2 separate regions of the Homo sapiens genome follow, and region 2 is linked to region 1. A link is a contact called in ENCODE Hi-C or POLR2A ChIA-PET data. All regions are on one chromosome and are shown on one strand. The core of a region is the stretch at or near the end of the contact, and the rest is flanking DNA. Distances in the headings are between cores, read along the strand shown.

The links. Hi-C counts contacts between places; a loop is a spot of excess contacts on that map. ChIA-PET counts read pairs that join two places held with the same protein, here RNA polymerase II (POLR2A). Pooled maps may share reads with other maps.
Region 2: a loop to region 1 is called in a pooled map, with 2.0 times the contacts of the local background. The contact joins two enhancer-like sites. A Hi-C loop is called at or near these places in 1 of 168 maps with a recorded cell type or tissue (endothelial cell of hepatic sinusoid) and 1 of 50 pooled maps. POLR2A ChIA-PET finds 5 or more read pairs at or near these places in 2 of 52 experiments (CD4-positive, alpha-beta T cell and CD8-positive, alpha-beta T cell).

Annotation. Positions count from the first base shown.
Region 1 is chr6:110,527,244-110,530,111 of GRCh38, forward strand. No RefSeq gene overlaps it. Among named protein-coding and RNA genes, the nearest start is that of SLC22A16, 52 kb to the left of the region's middle. Within about 2 kb of position 1,353, at least 9 of the 41 ENCODE cell types and tissues checked have a DNase peak (open chromatin) inside an H3K27ac peak, as active enhancers do.
Region 2 is chr6:110,702,619-110,705,509 of GRCh38, forward strand. All of the region lies in intron 2 of CDK19 (cyclin dependent kinase 19), which reads right to left. Among named protein-coding and RNA genes, the nearest start is that of CDK19, 110 kb to the right of the region's middle. Within about 2 kb of position 1,538, at least 2 of the 41 ENCODE cell types and tissues checked have a DNase peak (open chromatin) inside an H3K27ac peak, as active enhancers do.

The DNA.
Region 1 (2,868 bases), core at 103-2,602:
CTCATGCCTGTAATCCCAGCACTTTGGGAGGCCGAGACGGGTGGATCACGAGGTCAGGAGATCGAGACCATCCTGGCTAACATGGTGAAACCCCATCTCTACTTAAAAATACAAAAAACTAGCTGGGCGTGGTGGCGGGCCCCTGTAGTCCCAGCTACTCGGTAGGCTGAGGCAGGAGAATGGCGTGAATCCGGGAGGCGGACCTTGCAGTGAGCCAAGATCGCTCCACTGCACTCCAGCCTGGGCAACAGAGCGAGACTCCGTCTCAAAAAAAAAAAAAAAAAAAAAGTTCTACATGGATATTCCTTGTATGCTGCCTCGTATGGCAGTTTCTTTTGCGTGTATGTTTTTATTTCCCTATTTACGCCATAAGTTCCTGAAGGATAGGAGTATATTACTTACACCTTGTCAATTCCAGGGGACCCAGCAACAGAGTCTCACATGTATTCAGTATTCAGGAAATATTTGTCTAGAGAGTCAGCTTGGCAGAATGGAAAGTGCATAGGCTTATGGAAACATGGGAAGTTAAATCAAATCCCAGCTCTTCCATTTACTAGTTAGGTAAACTACAGCATTAGTTAATATCTGCGATCTTCAGTTTCCTTATATTACCTTATAGTTTTGAGATTAAATGAGATACTGTGCATCAACTGCCTGTTTCACTAAATAATAGCAATTACTGTTATTTATAGATGAGGATAACTAGTAATAAAATATTTTAAATGAGCAAGTGTAACATTAGACAGACAATTGAAGCAGCATTCTGTGATGGGTATTTCTTAGCATGTGTTAAAACATCAGGAAACCTTTTGACAGCTGCTCCCCTGGCTAAGAACGGCCCCTTCCAGGTGTGCACCCTCTAGAGTGCCCCAGAAACAACTCTTTGCCAACTACCTTCTGCAAACCATCTTTTCACTTGAACTGACTTCCCCCAAACAAACCTGATTAATTACTGAATAAAATACACCAGGGCGTGTCCTCGGAGCACAACAATATTTCTGCCACAAGAGGGCACAATGTGACTGTGTATACTGTAGTTTCTTAACAATTACAATCCTAAAAGTTCATATTCATTACAGGATACACTGTGTTCCAGTAATTGTTTTTATTTGAATATTGTTTTTTATATACTTGAATTAATTTTATTTCTTAAGGCAAAAATAATGGAGAGCAGGAAATTTCCACAATTTCCTTGTGGAAAATTGTTCTCAGGCTATAACTGGTTAAGTACAAACATAACATCATTATTTTCTGTTTAAAATACTGTGATTCATCTGCTTTCTGGGAGTCATTTCCTGTAGGGCCTTAAGAGGCTTTCTAGCTCCAAATTACTCTACATTCCTAGTTCTTGTTATGTTTCCTGCAGGCCATCAAGTTCATGGATTTTATTATAGCCTTGCAAATTAGTAGAAAAAATTTACTAGCCCATAAATATTTTATCAGCTTCATCTTGCTCCTGGGGGCAGATTGGTAATGAAATCGCTGAAAGCACTATTATTCATAACTTACTCAGCTATAAAACTAATGATTGTTACATAACCAGTTTCTAGCTTTTTTTTCCCTCTCCTTGGGAAGAGTGTGCATGTCTAGTGGATGTGGGCATGAATGTAGCCAAATAAACCTGTTGCCCAACATCACATGCAAACCATGGTATGGATGGCAAGAGTGATACGTACACAGTCTGGTTTCATTGACAAATGGAAGTCACTCTCTGCTATGACCTGAATATTTGTGTCCCCCTCAAATTCGTATATTGAAATCCTAACCCTCAAAATGACGGTATTAAGAGGCAGAGCCGTTGGGAGGTTGTTAGGTCGTAAAAAGCCCTCATGAATGGGATTAGTGTCCCCATAAAACAGGCCCCAAGAGACCCCTCACCCCTTCCGCCTTGTGAGGTTACAGTGAGAATTTGGCCATCTATGAGGATCAAGGCCCTAACCACACACCGAACCAGCTGGCACCTTGATCTTGGGGGTACCAGCCTCCAGAACTGTGAGAAATAAATTTCTGTTGTTTGTAAGCCCCCTAGTCTATGGCATTTTGTTATGACAGCCTGAACTAAGATACCTTCCTTTGAGAAGTCCTGCTGGCAACAATACTCATCCCGTTTGAGAGAATTACTGGCCAGAACGCGCCTGTTTCCTCCTCCTCCTCCTCTTTATCCTCCAGCCACCCATTTCCCCGGACACCTAGTGGGAAACTGGGCAGAATCTTGTTACACTGTTTTACAAACATTTCTATCGCTGGGCTGGAGATGGATGTTTCTGTGCTCAGGAAGCTGGTGTGCTTCTGGTATGGTACAGTTGTCTGAGTCACTGTCCATCTGTCTCTCTTTGCAAAGTCACATGTTTCCTTGTGGTTGCCATATCCATTTCAACTAAGACTTTATGTTCCATGCCAGCCTCCACCTGGCTAAGGGGAAGTGCCCTTCCCCTTGTACTTTGGGGGTGCCTGCCTTTTTCTGGAAGAATAGCTGTGGGTCAGCATCCTTCTTCACGCATTATGTCTATGCCCCGCTCCAACTGGTCCACAACTAGAATAGGATGGCAAAATAACTATACAGTTATTAATAGTGAAAGCAAATGTGCCACACAAGAGAAGCAGCCCCCTGTAGGCAAGAGGGTGGGTGAGGACAATCATGGAGAAGAGGCAGCTTTTCCCTCCACCGTCAGCTCCCCTCCCCTCTTAGTTTAAGCTCTGAGAAAGTGTGTGGGACCCTGATCTTCCCCATTATTGAGCCCTGTCCCATAAACAAAGGGAGTCGGTGAGGATCAGTGGAGAGAGGGCAGCAGCAGGATGGGGCAGCTGAAACCAGGATTCCCGGTGGGTGAATATGCCTGAGGATGCTGAAAATTTGAACTTCAAGAC
Region 2 (2,891 bases), core at 288-2,787, 180 kb after region 1:
TCTGACCAAAAATAAAAATAAATTTAAAAAATGACCTTTGACTTGGGGGTTAAAAAAATAAGATCTGTATTGTCGATATGGAAAGATCACTAAGACATAATATTAAGTGATAAAGATGGAAAAGAATATATATATCTATCTCTTTGGTATTTTTAAAAGATACATATGTAATGGTACATGCACAAAAAACGTCATTATAAGAAGCCATTTTTACTAGCTACTTTTGTGCAGAATGACCAGGTGTTAAAGAAGACAAAGGTTTAACATTTTTCATTTTGTATCTTTCTGTATTAATATAACAAATAGCAATTGTGATATTGTTTGAATTCTTATTATGCATATATTTCTATTTCTGAAATGTCAACAGGAGTTAACTGGTGAATCAAATTTGGTTTGCTACTTTATGTTGCTCTGTATTTTTCAAATTATTTTTTGTAAAAGTCTACTCTAAGGTATTGTTTTTCAAACTGCATCTTATGACCCATTAGTGAATCATGAAATCCATCTATTCAGTTGAAACCAGCATTTCCCCCACCCTACCCCCGGCAAGTGAAATAACCTGAACTGGACTAAAATAGAAAATAATTGAAAACACCAGTGCACATCATAGATTATGAGCAAGAAAGAGCCAGACCAAGAATAGGCAAGCTGACTCAAAGTTTGAAAACCACTGCTCTAAGATATTATGTTAGCAGTACTTTGAATAGGGTGCTTAGGGAAATATATTAATTATGTTATAATTAATATTTCAAAACCAAGAATGATTTTATGTTAAATGGAGTTTTTATATGTCAATTCTTAGTATGACCAATTTCAAAAAATACTATTAATTGAAATGATAATGGAGAAAATACATAATTTCTGAAAATTCAGAGGCAAAACTCTAAAAGGACAGCTATACAACATACACTGATTTGAATGAAACTGAAAAAATGAACCTGCCAGGCACAGTGGTTCACACATCTAGTCCCAGCACTTTACCAGGCCAAATAAGGAGGACTACTTGAGCCCAGGCATTAAAAACCAGCCTTGACAACACAGGGAGACCTTGTCTCTACAAAAAAATTTTAAATTAGCCAGGTATGGTGGCATGCACCTGTAGTCCCAGCAACTCGGGAGGCTGAAGTGGGAGGATTGCTTGAACCCAGAAGTTCAAGGCTGCAGTGAGCTATGATCACACCACTGCACTCTAGCCTCATTGACAGAGCAAGACCCTGTTTCTAAAAAATAAAAATTAAAAATGAACCTATATACATATATTTAGAATAGTCCCACATTATAAATTATACACATTCATGTCTTTGGAATAGATAAGCTTGAAATTAAAGTTAGAGTGTTTACCTATGAAGAGGTCACCAAAATAATAAATTTTTAAAATGCTAGGCTATCTGAAAATTCCAGAATATTGACAGAAGACCACATAGTTCAAATATACATACAACAATAATCAGGGCATGCATTTTAAGTTGTTGTTTTTGGTGTCAAAGGATGTGTTTGTTCTGATTACAACACAATCTATTGCCCAATCTCCTGTTTGGTCAAGACAGATAACTCCAAAATGACTAGCCAGGATTGGGAACATAGTTCAGTCAATAATTAAGTAAAATTAAAGGACTAGTGGAGTATGAAATCAAAAGACTTTATTTTCATTAACACAGCAACCAAACCATGTACTGTGTATTTTGCAGTCAGAGCAGCCTTGGGAAGCCCTATCTTTTTTTAATTTCATGAACCCCAATGTCATGTATCTTTACTACTTACCTTACATTATCTTTTTCTCCCTTTTATCCAACTCTCCACCCCTCCTCCCCACCAACCCTTGTCTGCTTTTTACTTCCTTTGTTCCTTTCCATTCATTAAATCCATTACTCTTAATGATCTCTCACTCTTCCAAATCCCTATGGGGATTATCTATACCACTCATTTGGAAGTCAGCAAATGATCTCTTGTATTATTTATCTTTTTTATACATAACCTATTTTTACATACACTTATATTAACTATTTGGTAAAGTGTAAAGTCATTCCATGTTATGAATGCAGTCAATATCAACAAATCTTTTTAGTTATCTTTTTAAGTTCTCATATAACCCAGAAGTCAAAAGTTGTTCAGGGCATGTGTTCTACAACTATATAGATTCAGGTAATCTACACGTGCCCCAGGACTGTGGGATCATAGGCCAAGGCTAATTCTGGAAGCAATGAGAGGGAGATGGAGGGAGGGAGAATAGGACCTGGCATGGGCAATGGCAATAAAAATAGAAAGGAGGGGTTAGATAAAAAGAGGGCAAGAAAGAGTGAATAGGATTTAGTAATTGATAGGCTGAGGGAAAATGACCCAGGATGGTACAAGCAACCAAAAAGATGGTGGTACAATTTAGAGATAAGGAAAAGCATTACAGGTTTAAGGTGTGAAGAAATGTAGTTTTTTTTTTTTTTTTGGAGATGGAGTTTCACTCTTGTCACCCAGGCTGGAGCAATGGCACAATCTCAGCTCACCGCAGCCTCTGCCTACCAGGTTCAAGCAATTCTCCTGCCTCAGCCTCCCGAATACCTGGGATTACAGGCATGCGCCACCACGCCCGGCTAATTTTGTATTTTTAGTAGAGACGGGGTTTCTCCATGTTGGTCAGGCTGGTCTCAAACTCCCAACCTCAGGTGATCCACCTGCCTCGGCCTCCGTAAGTGCTGGGATTACAGGCGTGAGCCACTGCGCCTGGCCAGAAATGTAGATTTTAGTATCAGATGTGATGAGCTCAAGATGTTCATGGGGCATACAGTTAGTGATCCTGGTTATCTGGATCTGAAGCTCAGGAGAGAGTGCTCAACTGCAGGTAAAGAACTTGGGAGTCATAAACATAGAGAAGAGATTGCCCAGAAGCATTGTAAGGG